2 separate regions of the Homo sapiens genome follow, and region 2 is linked to region 1. Evidence: read pairs that join two places in POLR2A ChIA-PET (ENCODE). Cell type or tissue: A673. All regions are shown on one strand. Each heading gives the region's core, and the rest is flanking DNA. Links, peaks and the distances in the headings are about the cores only. Region 1 overlaps ATXN7L1 (ataxin 7 like 1). Region 2 overlaps PUS7 (pseudouridine synthase 7).

Region 1 (11,296 bases), core at 2,895-5,394:
TTAGGAGGAAGCAGATTTTTGAGGATCATCCAATTGCTGGGTTTCTTTGCTTGACCAGTGCTCATATGCTGCCTACAAAGAATAAGTTTACAGGGTGCTTTTTCCTCATTGAATCAGAGTAGACCTTTGCATACAGCTTAGTTCTCAGAAGCCATCCTGTTGAAGCTTTTGAAAACAAAGAGCTAGTTCTGGGGCCTCTGTTTTGAGGGCTGGGAGCCAGGAGACCTGGGCTCCCACTCCAACCGCATATACACAGTATTAGGCTCGTGGCCTTCAGTTTACCACTTAAACTTCCTTGGTTCCTGTGTCTTTATCTGTGAATGAAGTGGGTCCCTAGATGGCTTCGAAGCCTCCTTCCACTCAATCACCATAAATACAAGGGATACTTACACCTGTTCCTTCCCTTCTCATCTCTCATGATTCCTGGATGTCAGAGCAGTAATAACAGCCAAAATATTGAACAATTTTACTCAGGCAAGATCTTCCTTGGGGGAATTCGTCCTTTGTAAAATTGTACTGGCTTTTACAACCCCTGTGACACAGGCAGGAAGCAGCCAGGGGTCTCCACCCTCCTCATGGCTGACTGGCCAAAGGAGACCCAGAGAGGTGAGGTGATTGCCAGGGTCAGGGCTACTCAAGGATCAGGGTGCCTCTGTGCTGAGTACATGGGCCTACCTGCCTCTCAGGAAGGCAGGAAACTAGGTGAATAAAATTCGAAGCCAGGAAATTAGAAAATGCAGAACTTAGAATCACTAAAGGTTAGAACTGTATCTTAAAAGTCAACTAGTGGCCGGGCGCGGTGGCTCACGCCTGTAATCCCAGCACTTTGGGAGGCCGAGGCGGGCGGATCACGAGGTCAGGAGATCGAGACCATCCCGGCTAAAATGGTGAAACCCCGTCTCTACTAAAAATACAAAAAATTAGCCGGGCGTAGTGGCGGGCGCCTGTAGTCCCAGCTACTTGGGAGGCTGAGGCGGGAGAATGGCGTGAACCCGGGAGGCGGAGCTTGCGGTGAGCCGAGATCCCGCCACTGCACTCCAGCCTGGGCGACAGAGCGAGACTCCGTCTCAAAAAAAAAAAAAAAAAAAAAAAAGTCAACTAGTATGATCTTTCTGATAGATGAGGTTATCAGTTGCCAGCCTTCAGGTTAAAGCTAGTTAGCGACAATCCTGAGACTAGAACCAAGTCTCCTAACTTCAAGTCTATCGACTTTCTGCCTCTCAGAAATGTCTTGTTTAGCAATTTCTTTTTCGGCAGAGGCTTCCAATATGAAAACAAGATTTCAATTTTTACCATTACTGCTTTAGATTTTTCTGCAGTCTTCATTCACTCCTTTGCTATTACTTACTCAAAGCTGGTGGTGGGTGGGTGTGGGATGTACAGAAATATTTCTTGGTTTAGGTGGGGAGATAAACCTGAATAATGAAGATACGTTTATTTTGCTAAACTAAGGGTTAAAAATTATGCAAGTAAACAAAGATAAATCACAAGGAAGTGTGCCATGAAGGACAAAATAAATGTGCCAGGCCAGTGATTCTACAATCACCTTCTAAAAGAATTCTCGTTAGTGGTTCTGGCTGACACATTCTGCTGCTAAATTTACAGAAAAAACCTTTTTTTTGAGACAGAAAAAAAACTCTGTCACCCAGGCTAGATTGCTGTGGCACGATCATGGCTTACTGCAACCTCTGCCTTCCAGGTTCAAGCGATCCTCCCAACTCAGCCTTCTGAGTAGCTGGGACTACAGGCATGTGCCACCATACCCGGCTAATTAATATGATCTTTTGAGACAGAGTCTTGCTCTGTGGTCCAGGCTGGAGTGCAGTGGCAGGATCTCATCTCACTGCAACCTCCCTCAAGAGTTTCTCTTGAGCCTGGGAGAATCAAGGCTGAAGATTCTCAAGATCTCAGTCTCCCAAGTAGCTGGGATTATAGGCATGCACCATCACGCCTGGATAATTTTTATATTTTTAGTAGAGATAGGGTTTCATCATGTTGGCCAGGCTAGTGTTGAACTCCTGGCCTCAAGTGATTTGCCCGTCTCAGCCTCCCAAAGTGCTGGGATTGTAGGCATGAGCCACTGCGCCTGGCCCCGGTTACTTACTAATTAAAACTTTTTTTTGGTAAGGCCAGGCATGGTGGCTCATGCCTATAATCCTGGCACTTTGGCTGGCCAAGGTGGGTGGATCGCTTGAGCCTGGGAGGTAGAGGCTACAGCAAGTTGTGATTGTACCAGAGCACTCCAGCCTGGGCAACAGAGCAAGACTCTCTCTGAAAACATATATATATATTTTTTTTTTGCAGAGACAAAGTCTCTCTATGTTCCCAGGCTGGTCTTGAACTCCTGGGCTCAAGAGATCCTCTTGCCTTGGCCTCGCAAAATGTTGGGATTACAGGTGAGCTACCACATCTGGCCCACAAAACAACTGTATCAGTGGATAAGCTTTTTTCTTGGTTTCATATTTTATTTTTTGAGACAGTCTCGCTCTGTTGTCCAGGCTAGAGTCCAGCGGCGTGATCTTGGCTCACTGCAACCTCTGTCTCCAGGTTCAAGCAATTCTCCTGCCTCAGCCTCCTGAGTAGCTGCGATTACAGGTACGCACCACCATGCCTGACTTATTTTTGTATTTTTAGTAGAGACAGGGTTTCGCCTTGTTAGCCAGGCTGGTTTCAAACTCCCGACCTCAAGTGATCCGCCTGCTGGGATTACAGGTGTGAGCCACCATGCCTGGTTTCATATTTTAGATTCAGAAACTTGCCTTAAATTGTCAATTGAAAGAACAAGTTGCAGTGAGGGAATATTAATTAAAACCTGAAGACAGCCCTTTGCCCTTAATATAAGTTTTTTTTGGTTGTTTGATGTGTGATTTTGTATTGTAATAAATAGGCGAAAGCAGTATGTCCTACTTGTGAAACTGAATTAAATCAGAAGGGCTCTCACAACCCTTGAGCTATGGGAACAAGCTTGTCCCCTACCAGTGCAGGTGAGAAAGGTCATATAAGAATTTAAAGGCCCAGCACGGTGGCTCACGACTGCAATCCCAGCACTTTGGGAGGCCAAGGCGGGTGGATCTTAGGCTGGGAGTTTGAGACCAGCCAGACCAACATGGGGAAACCCTGTCTCTACTAAAAATACAAAATTAGCTGGGCGTGGTGGCGCATGCCTGTAATCCCAGCTACTCGGGAGGCTGAGGCAGGAGAACCGCTTAAACCCAGGAAGTGGAGGTTGTAGTGAGCCGAGATCGAACCATTGCACTCCAGCCTGGGCAACAAGAGCTAAACTCCATCTCAAAAAAAAAAAAAAAAAAAAATTAAAGTGGAGGGACCAATAGAGTCAGTGGTCAGGGATTCACTCTGGAGGTGAGCTGTAGCTAGGCTTTTGAAAATGGGTAGAACTGATGTCCCAGGTAGGGCAGAGTGAGTGGATTTTACAAAAAGACCTATTCAATCTTTGTTTCTCTAGTCTATGAAGACCTGCCTGTAGTGGACTTACACAGTTTTGCGTTGGTGAGGAGGCGGGTTAGGTTAGTGATAGAAGAAGGCAGGGTCTTATCTTTTGCAAAAAGACGCTGCTGTGCAGGTGAGGTTTCTCTGAGTGAAGCTCTCCTGCTGTACATTACAATCATTCAGATACAAGCCTTCACCCACTTGAGGCTCAATCATGTCTTTCTATGTTTTGATTAAGGGACTGCCTAAGGTAGATCCCTATAGTTATTCTAATTCCATTTGCCCTGCCCAGAAAGAATTTGTAGTACATGATATCCCTCATTGTTAAAATATTTAATACTTAAGCAATTTTAGAGAAAAAGAGCACTTTCCTCTAAATTTTCTTAGTCTTCGTTAATGCATATAGCTTTATTAAGAAAACTGCAATCAATGGATATTTTGGACTATTCTTTGTCAGCTAACATTCTACATATACGTATCAAATTCCCACAAACTTGCTATTTTAAACTGTTAGGTAATATTCAATCATTAACATGGCGCAGATTATTTAGCTACTCTCTTGCTGTCTACCTACTATTTATCTTTAAAAAAAAAAAAACTGATTTGGCCGGGCGTGGTGGCTGACATCTGTAATCCCAGCACTTTGGGAGGCCAAGGTGGGTGGATCACAAGGTCAAGAGATTGAGACCACCCTAGCCAACATGGTGAAACCCCATCTCTACTAAAAATACAAAAATTAGCCGGGTGTAGCCGGGCGCGGTGGCTCACGCCTGTAATCCCAGCACTTTGGGAGGCCGAGGCGGATGGATCACGAGGTCAGGAGATCGAGACCATCCTGGCTAACACGGTGAAACCCTGTCTCTACTAAAAATACAAAAAATTAGCCCGGCGAGGTGGCGGGCGCCTGTTAGTCCCAGCTACTCGGGAGGCTGAGGCAGGAGAATGGCGTGAACCCGGGAGGCAGAGCTTGCAGTGAGCCAAGATGGCGCCACTGCATTCCAGCCTGGGCGACAGCGAGACTACGTCTCAAAAAAAAAAAAAAAAAAAAAAAAAAAAATTAGCCGGGTGTGGTGGCGGGTGCCTGTAATCTCAGCTACTCAGGAGGCTGCGGCAGGAGAATCACTTGAACCCGGGAGGCGGAGGTTGCAGTGAGCCTGGATTACACCACTGCACTCCAGCCTGACAACAGAGTGAGACTCCGTCTCAAAAAAAAAAAAAAAATTTATTTAAAAAGTGATTCAGAATTATTTCCTTGAGGTATAATTCCCAAAGTGAAAGGCTGCAGCTTTATAGCTCTTGCTACACATTTCTTTCCAGACCGTGTAACAGAAAGACCAAACCAATCTACTGTGCTAATATTGAATATAAGCACCACTCACCTACTTTAGGAAAAACAGAAAATCACTATCAGAACACCCGTGCAGAATTAAGTATTCAATACATCAATAACAACCTCAGTGAATGATCTTCAGCCAGCAACCTCTGCTCTCACCCGTTCTGTCCTTTGATCAATAGTAATAATAGTTTTAAGATTTTTCAGGTGGGTACAGTGGCTCATGCCTGTAATTCCCGCACTTTGGGAGGCTGAGGCGGGTGGATTGCTGGAGCTCAGGAGTTCAAAACTAGCTGGGTAACATGGTGAAACCCTGCTTCTACAAAAAATTAAAAACAATCAGCCAGGTGTGTGCCTTTAGTCCCAGCTACTTAGGAGGCTGAGGTGGGAGGATTGCTTGAGCCTGGGAGGTCAAGGCTGCAGTGAGCTGAGATTGTTCCACTGCACTCCAGCCTGAATGACAGAGTGAGACCCTGTCTCAAAAAAAAAAAAAAAAAAAAAAAAAAGAATTTTTTTTTCTTATGTGCCAGGCACTCTTCTAAACACTTTGATTTACCTTATAGCATTTCATTCTTACAATACCTTAAGAGAGGCACGGCCGGGCGTGGTGGCTCACGCTTGTAATTCCAGCACTTTGGGAGGCCCAGGTGGGTGGAACACGAGGTCAGGAGTTCGAGACTAGCCTGACCAACATGGTAAAACCCGGTCTCTACTAAAAATACAGAAATTAGCTGGGTGTGATGGCAGGCGCTTGTAATCCCAGGTACTCGGGAGGCTGAGGCAGGAGAATCACTTGAACCCTGGAAGCGGAGGCTGCAGTGAGCCGAGATCATGCCACTGCACTCCAGTCTCGGCGACAGAGTGAGACTCCGTCCCCTGCCCCCCCCAAAAAAGAGAGGCACTACTAGTTTCTCTTTTCTACAGGTAAGTTTGATTAACAAAGCTGTAATCAATGGATATTTTGGACTATTCCTTGTCAACTAACATTATTCTGCATATACATATCAAATTCCCACATACTTGCCATTTTAAACTGTTAGGTAATATTCAATCATTAATGTGCTGTAGATTATTTAGCTATTCTCGTACTGTCGACCTACTATTTGTCTTTTAAAAAACTGATTTAAAAAGTGATTTAGAATTATTTCCTTGAGGTATAATTCCTGAGGCTCAGAGATACAATGAGTTGCTTAAGGTCACAGAGCTAGAAAACATCAGATCTGGGGATGTTTTCAGAGCCCCTGTCTTAACTCTGGGCTCTACCACCTTGGAATCCTGGAAGATTCTGCTACAGATAGGAGGAATCTGAAAGAGCCAGCGGGACCTCTCCTTTCCCACTGTCTGTGGGCATTTCAGCAGGGCACCTGACTCCCCTAGGGAGAGGAAGAAACACTTTTTAGGTGTTAGGCAGCTGGCAGGTACCAGTCAGCAGCTCATACCATTGCCTAAGACCTCAATCACAAAGAGTTGGGGGGCCCCAGTACCAAAGAAATGAAAAGCCAAATCCTTTTACTTTTGTGCATTTCCACCACAGGAAGTCCAGGCCAAGGCCTCAGCAGCTGACTGTTTCAAGACCACCTGCTTCCCCACAGCCTCCTTAAACATCCAGGTGCAACTCCAGGGGCAGTCCTGGAGATCAGCCAAGCAGGGAGCTTGCAGACACCAGCTGTCAGCATCCCAAAAATCTGATAGGCGCGGGGAACCCTGGTGTCTCCAGTTTGCTCCCCTCACTCTCTGAAGATAAAATCCATCAGGTTCTCAGGCAATCCCATTTCAGTAAAAATTCAGTGTTCCCTTCCCCATACGCTTATTCATGGAGATATTTTCATACTTGCAGCATCAGTGTCCTGTATTTAAAACCTTAGCACAGATGCCTCATGAATGGCTGAGCCGGCTGCAAATACTCAAGGTGGCTCCCTGCACCATTTTTAGAAAGAACTTGTTGAGAATTTTCCAATATGGCTTTTAAGGGACTAACCCCCTCCCAATAGACTTTGAGCACCACAGTCGCTTGTGGCCTGCCATGGTTGTGTAAGCACACTTGGGCTTAGGCCAGCACCTGGCTTACTCACTTGACAGCATGGAGTCTCCTTCAGCCCCCACTTTTGAGGGCAGGTGCTTGGCAAGTCATTAGCCGGTTTCTATCTTATCAGTGGGTTCAATCTGCTTTTGTAGCTGCAGTCAGGATGCTGCCTATAAACACCCTGATTTCCAAGGGGCCTTCTTCCAAAAGTAAACTGGAGTTGGAGAGAGAGGCAGGGCTGGCACCTTGGCACTGGGAGCCGTGCCAGGAGCCAGGCCAGCTGTACTTACAGCCGCTTGGTGAGGTAACGATTCCCCCCAGCTGTGGAAATGGAGACAGACTGCATTTGAGAAACTTGCCCAAAGTCATAAGACTATTAAGTGGAGGAGCTTGGGCTAGAACCTGGGCCTGTTGTCTCATTTGTCACCATCGTAGTTAGATACTAAACTTACTGCCATGGTGTAAGGGGGGATATTGAATCAGCCTTGCTCAGCAGAGGAGGAAATGAAGACACAGGAAAGTCAGGTGATAGGACAGGCTGCGAATGCAGGCAGAGCTGTGCCAAGCAGTTTCCATGCCAGGAGTGCTTGTGAGCTTTTCTGGAGTGCCCATTCCCTTCTCAGACTGCAGTACCTCTTTAAAAGATGGCAGGGCTGAGGAGCCGAGGAGGCGTTCCTTAAGCAAAGGTTATGCTAGGTCTTCTTTACCCCTCTTCACCTCCTACCCACTGCTGGGCAACATGACCTATCTTGGGCACTAAGTTCTTTTGACAAATATGAGTGTGGGCCTGTGGTCTACACTGTTCACACCAACACCAGCTCAGTTCCCAAATCCCTAGGCTCTGGGATGGTTTCTTCGTCATCTGGTCACCCCATGCACATTCATTCAGTTAGGAGGGAAAGCAGGCTTTCTTGAGTACCTACTATATATCAGGCACTGTGTAAGCTGCTTTTCACTCACCAGCTCATCTACCCAATAACCCTACCATGTGGTATGATACCGTTAGTTGCCTTGTTATAGATGGGGAAATTACTATTATTTTTTTTTCTTCTTAGATATCAGATGGGGGAAATTAAAGCTTAGCAAGATTGTGAAACAAGACCAAGGTCACGCAGACCTCAGCAGCTGGCAGGAAAGCCCAGGCTTGCCTGGCCCCAGAGCCAATGCCCTTTCTACCATGCCACCCTGCCTGGGATGTTCCTTTCCCTCCACGCTTTAGAAATGCAACTGGGATGATTCTTACAAGGGCATTTCCCATTCCAGAGCTGCTGTGAAGTCATGTAACTTAGGATCCTTTTTAACTTTTCCCCTGTGGTGGCATTCCCCCTTCCTCCTCCTCTTCTATTTGTCATTTATACTAAGGTGCAAATTTCTGGCATCACCACTATTGGGCAGGATCTGGGGAGTCCCAGGGGCTTTCCAGGGCCCTGAAATACTTCCATCAGCCCCCAGGGATGCCCTCACAAGACACCTAGACTAGCTAAAAGGAAAAACTACAGAAATAGAATCTGTGGGGAGACAAGCACATGTACACCTTGCCAGCGGTACTTTCAAGGGATTACATTTTTCTGGAGAGCAACCTGGTGATAATAACAGGAACTAAAAAGCATCCATAGCCTTTCATCTGGTAATCTGGTAATGTAAGTTTGGAAAATAGGCCTCCAGGAAATATCCCAAAGGGAAAAAAAAAGTTCAAAGATATTCTCAGCACTGTTTACTACAGTTAAAAAAAAAAATACTACAAGCAACCTGAATAATCCATAATAAAGCAATTGGTAGGAGACAGGTAAGAGAGTTATCTCAACCTAAGAAAATGTATGCAAAATAGTACACTCACATTCACAAGGAAATTCAAAATGGCACAAATAGTATGTAGAGACTAATCACTACTTAAAGAAAAATATTTGAGGCTGGGTGCGGTGGTTCACTCCTGTAATCCCAGCACTTTGGGAGGCCGAGGTGGGTGGATCACTTGAGGTCAGGAGTTTGAGACCAGCCTGGCCAACATGGTGAAAGCCCGTCTCTACTAAAAACACAGAAAAATTAGCCAGGCGTGGTGGTGCATGCCTGTAATCCCCGCTACTCGGGAGGTTGAGGTGGGAGGATTGCTTGAACCTGGGAGGCAGAGGTTGCAGTGACCTGAGATCACGCCACTGCACTCTAGCCTGGTGACAGAATGAGACCCCATCTCAAAAAAAAGAAAAAAAAAAGCACTTGATAAATACATGATGATGAGGAAAAAAGAGAATGATATAAGATGCATTGCTTAATAGGCTCTGTCTTTTTTAAAACTGTTTAAGTTCATCCAAGAAGATAAAAACAGACAACAACAAAACACTAACATATCCTTAAGCAGAAAAGGTGGAAGAGAGAAAGTAGGTGCCAATACAAATGCAGGAAGGAGACAAAAATATGGGTTAAAATGAAAGCTATTTCATTCATTCATTCACTCTTTTTTTTTTTTTTTTCTTAGCATTTCCTTGGCACCTACCATGTGCCAGACACTGGGCTATGAGCCCTGGGTTATTACAGTGATGATACAATAGGTTGCTGTCACTGCTAGACCTTTGTCATCAGAGGGCTTCCTGTGCTCAGGGGACAGCACTCTCCAGATCCTGGCTCGCTGCCACAGTTGTCACTCTGAGTGGAGGAGAACGGACGCGGCCCTCAGAAGGCAAGCTGCTGCCCGAAGGACCTGAGTCTGCCGGACTCCACCTGGAGCCAGAACCACGATCCTCTTCATAACATGAGGCCTTTTATGGCTCTATCTGCTCCCCACTGTCTGGGCCCAGTGGTAGCAGAGGGGTTGACAAGGACTCCACATGCATGGCACTGAACTTCTCCATCAGAGTAGCCCCCTCCAAAACCACAAACACACACCGCACAAGTCACATGTGTTTAAACACAGGAGTCACCACAGCTTTGGTGAAAACTGGGGGCTACCAGCTTGCAGATAAGCTGTTGAATTCTACCTTAGGATGACACAGCTGATATCGCCCCCAGAGCACTGATGGGACAGGTATGGCAGACAGCTGGACCTGGGCACGGGGGAGCCACAGACCCCAGGATCTTGGGGAGAAGATCCATGAGCTGGGATTCCCCATATTTAAAATACCTGATAGAATGGCTGGGCATAGTGGCTCACACCTGTAATCCCGGCACTTTGGGAGGCCGAGGTGGGTGGACCACTTGAGGTCAGGAGTTCAAGACCAGCCTGGCCCACATGGGAAAACTCCGTCTCTACTAAAAATACAAAAATTAGCCAGGTGTGGTGGCATGTGTCTGTAATCCCAGCTACTCGGGAGGCCGAGGCAGGAGAATCGCTTGAACCTTGGAGATGGAGGTAGCAATGAACCGAGATTGCGACACTGCACTCCAGCCTGAGAGACAGAGTGAGACTCTGTCTCAAAAAAACAAAACAAAACAAAAAACCCCCCAAAACAAACCTGCACATGTACCCCTTGAATCTAAAAGCTGAAATTTTAAAATAAATACATAAAAATACCTGAACAGCTGGACCGAATCTTCCCAACGCTGTCTTGAGGCAGCATCAGTGACCTTTGCCCTGGTGCCTTGAGCTAAGGCCTCATGGCTTGCCAGGCCCCGTGGAGGGAGGATCCTGGCTGCAGGAGGCAGAGCAGGTGCCAGGCTGCACTTCCACATCAGAGAACACACAGTGCAGCAGCCACTTCTTTACTTTTGGACAGCAGGGCCAGGGCCCCCAAATCTGTGATTTTTTAAAAGGTCCTGAGGTGATTTTCATGCTCCATGAGCTTCGGGAGTCACTGGAAATGCCGACCAAACATGCTGTCTTTGGAATCAGAAAGATCTGGGCTCAAATCCCAGCTCTGTCACTCATTAGCTCTGGGACTTGGGGAAATAACTTAACCCCCTGAGCCCCAGTCTCCTTACCTGTAAAATGGGGACAATAATACCCACATCATGGAGTTACAACAGGACAGGTGCTCGAGTACACTGAGTCCCTCATCTTAGCGCACATCACACGCTGTAATTACTGGTTTACTGGTCTAAGTGTCCTGTGCCTGGACACACCCAGAGGGCAGGTGTCCTGTTTACTCTTTTATCTCCAGCGTTTAGCACAGGGTTTTGCCCTCAAGAGCACTCACTCTATTCACTGTGGAATAAATGGGTGTTGGGAGGATTGATAACATGTAGAAGGTGGCTACCACAGTGCCAACTCATGGGAGACGCTTAACATTAAGTTCCCCTGATACATGATAATGTCCATTAAAAACACACACACAGGTAGTAGCTTTCCTCAGTAGGCAGTTCTCAGCCTTATCCCTGCCCCTGAATTAAATTAGTCCACTTACAAGAATCCTATGGGAGCACACTGTTTAAGGACCACAGGCTGATAAGAGAGGCCACCACTGCTTTATTTCTATCTGTACCAGTGTCTACTTTCAACAGCACAGGGCCATGGTCTCTTATAAGAGAAGGTGAAAAGTCTCCACTCACTGCTAAGCTCATGG
Region 2 (11,296 bases), core at 4,927-7,426, 220 kb before region 1:
TTGTTTTGAGACGGAGTCTCACTCTGTCGCCTAGGCTGGAGTGCAGTGGCGAGATCTTGGCTTACTGCAACCTCTGCCTCCCGGATTCAAGAAATTCTCGTGCCTCAGCCCAGCAAGTAGCTGGGATTACAGGCGCCCACCACCACGCCCGGCTAATTTTTGTATTTTTAGTAGAGACAGGGTTTCACCATGTTGGCCAGACTGGTCTTCAACTCCTGATCTCAAGTGATCCGTCTGCCTAGGCCTCCCAAAGTGCTGGGATTACAAGTGTGAGCCACCGCTCCTGGCAGTGCCTGACTATTTTCATCCTGTAAAGTTATGGTTGTGAATTCTTGCGCTTAACCCTGAGCCCTCCCAGTCATGAAAATCCATTTTCAGATGGTTACTGTGGACACTGCAGCAATCTAGTTATTATGGACACCATAGGAACTTAGTTTAGAAACAAAATTTCAATAAAGAATAACTCCTACAGCCTTTAAAACCCAACCCTCAGCTGGGCGCAGTGGCTCACGCTTGTAATCCCAGCACTTTGGGAGGCCGAGGCAGGCAGATCACGAGGTCAAGAGATCGAGACCATCCTGGCCAACATGGTGAAATCCCGTCTCTACTAAAAATACAAAAATTAGGTGGGCGTGGTGGCATGTGCCTGTGGTCTCAGCTACTCGGGAGGCTGAGGCAGGAGAATCGCTTGAACCCGGGAGGGGGAGGTTGCAGTGAGCCAAAATCACGCCACTGTACTCCAGCCTGGTGACAGAGCAAGACTTTGTCTCAAAAAACAAAACAAAACAAAAACCCAACCCTCAAGAAAGTAAAGATAGGCCAGGCTCAGTGGCTCAAGCCTGTAATCCCAGCACTCTAGGAGGCCGAGGCAGGCAGATGGCTTGAGCTCAGGAGTTCAAGACCAGCCTGGACAACATGGTGAAACCCCATCTCTACCAAAAATACAAAAATTAGCCTGTAGTGGTGTGTGCCTGTAGTCCCAGCTACTTTTAAGCCTGGGAGGTTGAGGCCTCAGTGATCCGTGATCGTGTTACTACAGACAGCCTGAGCAACAATGAGATCTTGTCTCAAAAGAAAAAAAAAAAAAAAAGAAAGTAGACAACCCATGGAATGGGAGAAAATATTTGCCAATCGTATACCTGGTAAAGGATTTGTGCCTAGAACATACAAAGAACTCTAGATCTCAACAACATAAAGAAAAATAACACCCCCCAAATGGGCAAAAGATCTCAATAGACATTTCTCCAAAGAATAGACAAATGGCCAATAAGCATACAAAAATATTCCACATAGTCATCAGGGAAATGCAAATCAAAACCGTAGTGAGAAACCACTTTATTTTCATTTGTTTAAATTTATTTTTATTTTTGCTTTTGAGATGGAGTCTTGCTCCCTCGCCCAGGCTGGAGTGCAGTGACGCAATCTTGGCTCACTGCAACCTCTGCCTCCTAGGTTCAGCAGTTCTCCTGTCTCAGCCTCCCAAGTAGATGGGATTACAGGTGCCTGCCACCATGTCTGGCTAATTTTTGTATTTTTAGTAGACATGGGGTTTCACCATGTTGGCCAGGCTGGTCTTAAACTCCTGACCTCAAGTGATCTGCCCAACTTGACCTCCTAAAGTGCTGGGATTACAGGCGTGAGCCACCACGTCCAGCAGAGAAACCTCTTTATACCCAAAAGGATGGCTACAATCACAAAGACAGATAACAACAAGTGTTGACGAGGATGTGGAGAAAATAGAACTGTCATACACTCCTAGTGGGAATGTAACATGGTGCAGCTACTTAGGAAAACAGTCTGAGAGTTCTTCAAAGATTAAACACAGTTATATGACACAGAAATTCCACTCCTAGCTTTATACTCAAGAGAAATGGAGACATATGACTGTACAAAAACTCATACCAAAATGTTTATAACAGCATTATTCATAAAAGCCAGAAGGTGGAAACAACCCAAACGTCTATCAATTGATGAACATGAATAAAATGTGGTATATTCATAGATGGAGTATTGTTTGCCTAAATAAGGAATAAAGTACTTTTACGTCACAAACTGGATAAACCTTGAAAACATTATGCTAAGTGAAAGTCAGTCCCGCATATTGTATAATTTCATTTATATCAAATGACTAGAAGAGACCAATCAACAGAGATTGAAAGTAGCAGTTGCCAGGGGCTGGGGCTGAGGTGATAATAGGAAGTCAACGCTAATGCATTTGAAGTTTCTTTTTGAGATTATAAAAAAATGGGCCGGGCACAGTGGCTCACGCCTGTAATCCCAGGGCTTTGGGACATTGAGGCAGGCAGATCACGAGGTCAGGAGTTCAAGACCAGCCTGGCCAATATGGTGAAACCCCTGTCTCTACTAAAAATACAAAAATTAGCTGGCCATGGTGGCACGCACCTGTAGTCCCAGCTACTTGGGAGGCTAAGGCAGGAGAGCCACTTGAACCTGGGAGGCAGAGGTTGTGGTGAGCTGAGATCACGCCACTCCAGCCCGGGCAACAGAGCGAGACTCTGTCTCAAAAAAAAAAGTAAAAATGATTGTGATAATGGTTGCGCAACTCCAAATATACCAAAATCCTTTGTACACTTAAATGAGTGAATTGTATGGTATGTAAATTATACCTCAATAAAGCTATCATTAATAAAAGCCAAAACAAAACCTCAGCCCTGCCTAATCACCTTGCCATCCTGTACAACCTGAGTTCTTAGCTTCATGTGCTGTTTTCACAAATTTTTTTTTACTTCTGACTCTATCCTTATTCTCATCTCCCAAACCTCAATTTATATTCCATGAACATGGAATTTAAAATCTAAATAGAAGGCTGGGCACAGTGGCTCATGCCTGTAATCCTAGCTACTTGGGAGGCTGAGGCACAAGAATTGCTTGAACCCGGGAGGCGGAGGTTGCAGTGAGCCGAGATCACACCACTGCACTCCAGCCTGGGCAACAGAGCGAGAACCTGTCTCAAAAATAAATAAATAAAAAATAAAATAAAATCTAAATAGAGGCTGCACTGAGGATTAGCTTTTCATTATTTATAGGTGAAAGAAAATTGTAGGGTGTTATCTGAATTGCTTGGAAAATTTCAAACACTCTGATAATATTTTAGAACCTAATAACAACCATGTTTGTTATGTGCTCCCATAGCAAAAGTATTTACTCCCAATCAGTATAAAACTTAACAATCCAGTAAACATTTCAAAATCATATTTAACTAGCTGTGCTTCCAACCTACATATTCCCAATTTAAAAAATCAAACCTTAATACTCAAATTTACCATTATACTGGTGACATGCAACAAAGAACAAGTGATCTTTCTGAAGACTCAACGTCCAATGTGGTAGCCATTGGCCACAAGTGGCTATTGAGCATGAAATATACAGCTAGTCCAAATTGATATATATTTTAAGTGTAAAATACACACTGGTTTTTTAAGACAGTACAAAAAAGAGAATGTAAAATATTTTTTATATTACTTATAAGTTGAAACGATATTTTGGATATGTTGCTTTATAGAAACTACGTCATTAATTTTACTTGTTTCTTTTCATTTTCTTAATAAGGCTACCAGAAAATTTCAATCACATACATGGCTCACATTATATTTGTATTGGACAAAGCTGCTCTAAAGATCCATGTAGGGCTTTTGAGGGGACTGTAAATATGCATTAGGAGACAGGGGCTTTGAATAACTTCTCCCACCATGGTTTCCTGTTGTCATCTCTTTTTACATACTGGGTACTTTCCAGGAGTCTAGCACAGCTGGATAAGCCGTAACAGAAAATCAACACAGTATACCCGAAGGACAACACAATAATATGGGCTTTCTGGCCATTCCTGCTTTTTGCAGCTGCTGCTTTCATAAGAAGCTACAGCCAAGGAGTTTTTAATTACAACAATTATGACTTTTTTAGAGGGTGGAGGGTAAATTTTCTGTATGGAGTAACAAGGCCACAGTGCCTTAAGAATGGTTTGACGAAACCTTTGGACAAGGGTAGCAAAGAAAGAAAAGGCGGGGAGCAGTGACCCACGCCTGTAATCCCAGCACTTTGGGAGGCTGAGACGCGTGGATCACTTGAGCCCTGGAGTTCGAGACCCACCTGGCCAACATGGCGAAACTTCTTCTCTACCAAAAACACAAAAACACTAGTCAGGTATGGTGACACGTGCTTGTGGTCCCAGCTACTCGGGAGGCTGAGGTGGGAGGATTGTTTGAACCCAGGAGGCAGGGGTTGCAGTGAGCTGAGATCCCGCCACTGCACTCCAGCCTGGGTGACAGAGTGAGACTCCGTCTCAAACAAACAAACAAGGAAAAAAGAATTATTAGTGATCCTGGAGGAAGCCAAAAAATAAGAAGCATGGAAGTGAGTTTAAGGAAGGCTCTTAGCGATCTCAAGTGTGAAATCTTAGATCATCAATATGAGCCTTGGATCTAATTACAATGTAATCCCTTTTGCACATATATTCATTGTTTGCCTGTAATCATCAGCATCACCAGGTGTTGATAGATGCAAGAGGAAAATACAGGGGAGGGTCCCAGGAGAATCTTGGACCGGCCTGAGCACTGGGAGAACAGGATGGAGTCAAAGAAGTTCATGCTGCTTGCAGGGGGAAGGAGCCTGGGTTCTTCAGTTCCTGTGTATGGCCTGGAATCAATCTGTGAGGTGGGGCCTGTTAGCAGAAACCCCTCTTGCTTTGCTGAGAGTTTTTTTTCTTTTGCCCATTTTGCCCAATATATTCTGTTCTGCTCACCCTTCAATGTGTCTGTGCCTAACTTTTTCCTGGTCATGACATAAGAACTTGGATTTAGCTGAACTAAGGAGCAGAAATTCTGCAACATTTGCAACTGTATTACTTTTTTTTTTTTTTTTTTTTTTCAGATGGAGTTTCCCTCTGTTGCCTAGGCTGGAGTTCAATGGTGTGATCTTGGCTCACTGCAACCTCTGCCTCCTGGGTTCAAGCAGTTCTGCCTCAGCCTCCCGAGTAGCTGGGATTACAGGCATTTGCCACTATGCCTGGCTGATTTTTGTATTTTTAGTAGAGACGGGGTTTCACCATGCTGGCCAGGCTGGTCTTGAACTCCTGACCTCAAGTGATCCGCCCGCCTCGGCCTCCCAAAGTGCTGGGATTACAGGCATGAGCTGCAGCGCCCAGCCTGCAACAGTATCACATCTGATCAGTGTAGACTCTCCTTTGTATCTCAGGTGATTGATTTATTAACTGCGTCAGTGCTGTACACCACAGAGCCACTAGCCATATATTTGGCTATGGAGCAGTTGAAACTGTGACTGAGAAGCTTAAGTCAAGTTTAAGTAGTCACATGGCTAGTGGCCGCTGTGTTGGCCAGTACAGGTCTGGAGCCTGGCTGCTTCGTGTGTAACAGCAGCACATGTAGGGAACTGGTTAGAAATGCAGTATTTCATATTCTACCTGGACTTCCTGAAATACATCCTGCAGTTTAAGAAGATCACCAGGTGACTGTTAAGTACATTAAAGGTTGGAAAGCACTTACCTAGAGTAGGGGGTCTTATTGAATACATTGAAGCCCCTAAAATTGTATAAAAAGTTTGCATGAATTTGTAACACACACACATATGGATACACTTTCCCGCTTTCCTTCTCCTGGAAGCAATGTCTATACTTCTCCCTCAGATTTTCCAAGGTGTTCATGATCCAAAACTAAGTTCTACCCTACACAAAGTGGAAAAGCAGATTTCACTGAACAAAGAAAGCCTTAAAGTTATCCTTTGCTGAGCAAGCAAATGCTTTTGAATTTACAAAGATGAGAAGCTGGCCATATTCAGCTTTGTCATTCTTCCAGTGTGGTTTCATTTCTTCATATATCTGAAATAAAAAACTACATGGTACACTCCAGGTCTGCTTTGGTTTCAAAAAGGCACATGCACATCAGTGCACATTGGTAGCTATAAAACATTTATATGTATTCTATTTTGTATTACACACACGCATCCTTATTTTTTTAAGTGCAAATTGACCACAAAATGCATTCCAGTGCAAATACCAGTCGATGTTAATTCATACAGCCTGGAGCAACTGGTGAAGTTTTAAGTACTGATGTAGTATTGCAGCTGTTACCAATTTTTTGGTTGATTCAGGAATCAACCAGAAATTTTTTAAACTGGTATAATGGCTGTCTAGTTATTACCTACAACATGAAACCATGAAGATTCAGGAAGCAATCAGGATTTTTTTTATTAGTATAATAGCAGTCTAGTTATTATCTACAACATGAAACCATGAATAAAAACATTGGAAAGAACAATTTTGATTATTTAGCTTCCTTTCCTGTTATGGAATAGTGTTGGTTTTACATTATAATAAAAAGAATGATCCTTTATTATTTCTTTTAGGCAAAAATTTAGGAAGCAATGATACTTTTATGTTGAGGATGAGGTTGCTTTCAGGCTTTATAAATTTGTCTAAGAGAAACTTCCTCCCTTTCCAAACAACAAAAAATGTTCTGAATTCTATGCTAAGGCAATGATTTATTTCAGGTTGAGTAAGTCCCTAGAGTTAGGTGGTGTGCCCCCTGAGTCTCAAAACAGCTTGAAGAATCCGCCTTGAATCATTATTTATCCACTGGTGTTTATGAAGAGACATGTACAAACTGGTACTAGCTAACACAGCCAAGAAAGTTAACAATAGAGCCGTAAGTATTTCCCAGATGAAGAAAACACAAGTTTAGCTTCACTTTTGTTTTGGAATGCAAATTTATACTGGTTGAGCATCCCAAATCTGAAAATCCAAAATCCAAAACTTGCTCATTGGAGCATTTTGGATTTTTGGATTCCAACCAGTAAGTTGAAGTACAAATCTAAAAAAAAAAATGAAAATCCAAGACACTTCTAGTCCCAGGCATTTTGTGTAAGGGATACTCAACCTGTAAATGCAGAACTGCTGAATGCAATTGCAACAGAAAGACTTAGATCCCTTCATAAATAATTTTCTGTCAGATGAAGGAGAACTCCAGCTATTACTGGAAGGTACAGACAGGACTACTATACATTTAATACATGTTTAGCTTTTGTAAGACAAAATATATATATATATATATATATATATATATTTGAGACAGGGTCTCACTATGTTACCCAGGCTGATCTCAAGCTCCTGGGCTCAGGCAATCCTCCCACCTTGGTCTCCCAAAGTGTACAGGTGTGAGCCACCGTGCCTGACCTAGGACAAAATATTCTTTCAAAACTAGCTAGCAAAAAGGATAATTTACTGGGCTGGGCATGGTGGCTCACGTCTGTAATACCAGCACTTTGGGAGGTAGCAGTGGGCAGATCACTTTAGGCCAGGAGTTTGAGACCAGCCTAGCTAACATGGCGAAACTCCGCATCTACTAAAAATACAAAATTAGCCAGGCCTGGCAGCGGTGCCTGTAATCCCAGCTACTTACGAGGCTGAGGCACAAGAGTCACTTGAACCTGGTAGTGGGAGGTTGCAGAGAGCCAGGATCACGCCACTGCACTCCAGCCTGGGTGACAGAACAACAATGTCTCAAAAAAAAAAAAAAAAAAAAAAAAAAAAAAAATATATATATATATATATATATATATATATAAAATTTACCATGCTATTTCCAATCTTTTTTAAGCCTCAGCAGTGTGGTGGTGATGGATGTCATTAAAACAAAAGGGTTGAAAAACAGTTCCGAATCTCATTTCTACTACCAGATACGAGACAAATGTCATTCACATTCCCATGGTGCAATGCTCCTGGTACGGTAGCTCTTTTCCATTCCTTTCTTTTCTACTCCATAAAGCACATTGGAAGGTGAGTGAGTGATTCCAATAACCTGGAGTCCAGTCCAACACAGTCAATTATTCGTAGCATTTGACTCAGATTATCCTCATACTTCACAGCTGATCACAACACATTTTGGTGTCACCACCATTTCTGATGAGGATCCCACATTCATTTAGTTCCTTACCTTTAGTCAAGGTCAAGATTCTTATCTGCACTCATTTTGATATATTTATTTGATTTATTTACATAACCAGTAGAAAGGAGATTTTAAAAATATTTATTACATTTGTTTCTAGAAATCATAGAAAATAAAAATTGATACAATTTTGATATACAACTTTAGAAAGGCATATTTATCCTTTCACACCAGAGAAGTTTATGCAATGCCAGACATGGAAATACCAAAGCCACTGGTGACAAAGGGTAAACGCTACTGATAGAAGAAAGCCTTGTCCATTTTTATAGTTTTCTTCTCTACCATTATTTATTTTTGAGCAAATACCAGTCCAGTGGAAAGAGTTCTGAACATAAAAGGCACCTAGAGTAAAAATTAGACCTTAACTAATAAAACAGCTGTACACGTTTACATCAAGAAAAAAAAACCCGGCCAGCACAGCTCATGCCTGTAATCCCAGGAGTTAGCCTCGGCAACATGGCCAAACCCCCGTCTCTACAAAAAAATACAAAAATCAGCTAGGCGTGGTGGTGCGCGCCTGTACTCCCAGCTACTTAGGAGGCTGAGGTGGGAGAGTCACTGGAGCCTGGGAGGTCGAGGCTGCAGTGCAAGATTGAGAATTGCAGGATTGCACTGCAATCCAGCCTGTGCTACAGAGTGAGATCCTGTCTCGAAAAAAAAAATAAAAAAATAAAATGGGCCTATCAATGCAACGTTCCTGCAAGGCATTGATAATATAAATGCAAAAGCCACCGCAACCAAAAAGTCTATAATGCTTGCCTGAATCTAGTACATAAGCAGGATAATGACAATCACTTTTTGTTTATAAATTTGTAGATGTCTTATTATTTCAGTCAGCATGAGTACTGTATTTATATTTGTGGGTGGCAGCTCTCAAATTATTTATCCATAGTCCAGATTTGTTTTGTTGCATTTGCTCTTAAAATGCATTGTTGTATACTCCATCACAGATGTGTCAAATACTCCTGCTGTCTTTTGAGAATGTAGCAAAACCTAAACCTGCTACTTTAAACCAAAGTCCTTTTTTTATTATTGTAAAGCTGACATTTTACTCTGATTTAAGCACCTGAAGTGTATTTTGACTAATTTATATTCTGAGCTAAAATTAAGAACCTCAGGATTTGTGTACATGTACAAATATTGCAAATTATTTCTTTAAGCTAATAAAAACTTAAAAATACAAATAATTTTTATTACAAAGATTTGAAATCCATATATGAGTCTGAACTAAGACAAAAATGCACAGGGAGCCAGGAAGCAAACACTTGTGTACGTTTTCTAATCTGTGGACAAGGTACTGCTCAGCGAAGCCAGGTTGTATTCAGCTGCGTCTGGTTCTTGATACTGGTATCCATTTTTAGCACTTCTCGAATGGCCATGGTGGCGTAAGTAGAAGGGGGTAGAGAAAAATCCATTTTCAGAGCCCTGTATTTGCCTTCTGCAAGGCAAGAAAGAAAACAGTCAGAAAATGAAGGCAGCTGCAGACAGACCAGCGAGAGTCACATAATCTCTAAGCAAATACAAAGAACTGTGCTGCTTTCCTTAGACTCCACTTCCTAGGGGGCCTTGGAGAATGAGACCATGGAAGTAAGAGATCTGTGAGTGTGAACCTGCTGAATGGTTACAGAAATTCTGCCCAGGAACTTTCACAAAAAGGCAGATGACAGAAGAACACAAAAGAGAAACGCATGTAAAGTTAAAGAAATAATAATAAATTACGGCCTGGGAAAAAACAGAACAAGAATTTGATGATGAGAATGCCAATTTAATTAATTAATTAATTTTTTTTTGAGACAGAGTCTTGTTATGTTGCCCAGACTGGAGTGCAGTGGTGTAATCTCAGCTCACTGCAGCCTCCACCTCCCGGGTTGAAGCGATTCTCCTGCCTCAGCCTCCTGAGTAGCTGGGATTACAGGTGCCCACCACCACGCCCGCCTAATTTTTTTTTTTGTATTTTCAGTAGAGACGGGGTTTTGTCATGTTGGCCAGGCTGGTCTGGAACTCCTGACCTCAAGTGATCCACTTGTCTCGGTCTCCCAAACTGCTGGGATTACAGGTGTGAGCCACCACGCCCAGCCACCAATTTTTTTTTTTTTTTTTTTGAGATGGAGTCTCGTTTTGTCACCCAGGCTGGAGTGCAGTGGCGTGATCTTGGCTCACTACAAGCTCCGCCTTCTGTGTTCACACCATTCTCCTGCCTCAGCCTCTCCAAGTAGCTGGGACTACAGGAACCCGCCACCACACCCGGCTAATTTTTTGTATTTTTAGTAGAGACGGGGTTTCACCGTGGTCTCGATCTCCTGACCTCGTGATCCGCCCGCCTCGGCCTCCCAAAGTGCTGGGATTACAAGCGTGAGCCACCGCACCTGCCCAACCAATTTAATTTTTTAGACTCTTCCTGAATTTTCACTCACCTTTGGTAAGTCTCTGTGGGGGATGGGGAGAAATACTCCATCACCTAATATCACAACCATCTATAACATGCACTTATTTTCAGGAGGATTTACTGGTTTTAATCACTAACTTTCAGCCATAATTGTGAAAGTAAGGTCATAAAACACAACAATGAAATCATGGGTGGTGGTAGTGCTTGTAAGAGCAGTTTTCAAAAAAAAATTATGTTTTTGTTTAACAAAACATTTCAAAGTCAACACAGAGCTGATGACTGAGTAAACTTACCAGAAGCAAAAACTGGTGGTGTCTTCCCTTCTAGGTTGTCCACATCTGTGTTGAAAAGTGGAATTTTGGGATCATCATATGCAACGACTTCCCTTCAAAACATATGAATAAAGATAAGTGTGAATGTGAACTTTCATAAAAGGTACTAAGCCACTCATCATCATTTATTTAGCAAGAAAAACAAGTAAGTTTACTGTAAATAATTATAGTTAGGAATCTTGAATAATATAGCAGGGCCAGATTTTATACCTAAGTTTTGCTTATATATATAATTTTTTTTTTTTTTTGAGATGGAGTCTCAACTCTGTCACCTAGGCTGGAGTGCAGTGGTGTGATCTTGGCTCACTGCAACCTCTGCCTCCTGGGTTCAATCAATTCTCCTGCCTCAGTCTCACAAGTAGCTGGGACTATAGGTGTCTGCCACCATGCCTGGCTAATTTTTGTATTTTTAGTAGAGATGGGGTTTCACTATGTTGGCCAGGGAGGTCTCAAACTCCTGACCTCAGGTGATCCACCCGCCACAGTCTCCCCAACTGCTGGGATTATAACGTGAGCCACTGTGCCTGAATATAATAGGCTCAATCCAATTATATTCTATTAGTTATTTAAAAATGCACAACTGGGGCCAGGCATGGTGGCTC

What was found. ChIA-PET counts read pairs that join two places held together with the same protein. Peaks named below come from ENCODE experiments on the same cell type or tissue, not always from the same donor. Only the 100,000 strongest peaks of a DNase experiment are listed, where the experiment ranks them.
Region 2: POLR2A ChIA-PET joins it to region 1 with 18 read pairs; 1 of 35 experiments calls an interaction of 5 or more read pairs at or near these places.

What each region holds. Positions count from the first base shown.
Region 1 is chr7:105,666,630-105,677,925 of GRCh38, forward strand. The region is part of intron 3 of ATXN7L1 (ataxin 7 like 1); the gene reads right to left. Among named protein-coding and RNA genes, the nearest start is that of EFCAB10, 91 kb to the left of the region's middle. RefSeq lists enhancers at 9,280-9,780, 9,655-9,704. In A673, for the core only: no CTCF peak of the experiment used is centred there; no DNase peak of the experiment used is centred there.
Region 2 is chr7:105,448,513-105,459,808 of GRCh38, forward strand. PUS7 (pseudouridine synthase 7) reads right to left here. Exons shown (of 16, transcript NM_019042.5): 15 at 10,656-10,747; 16 at 7,991-9,414. The coding sequence ends at 9,278. Among named protein-coding and RNA genes, the nearest start is that of SRPK2, 65 kb to the left of the region's middle. In A673, for the core only: no CTCF peak of the experiment used is centred there; a DNase peak (open chromatin) is centred at 6,049; H3K4me3 peaks cover 484 bases; H3K27ac peaks cover 1,753 bases.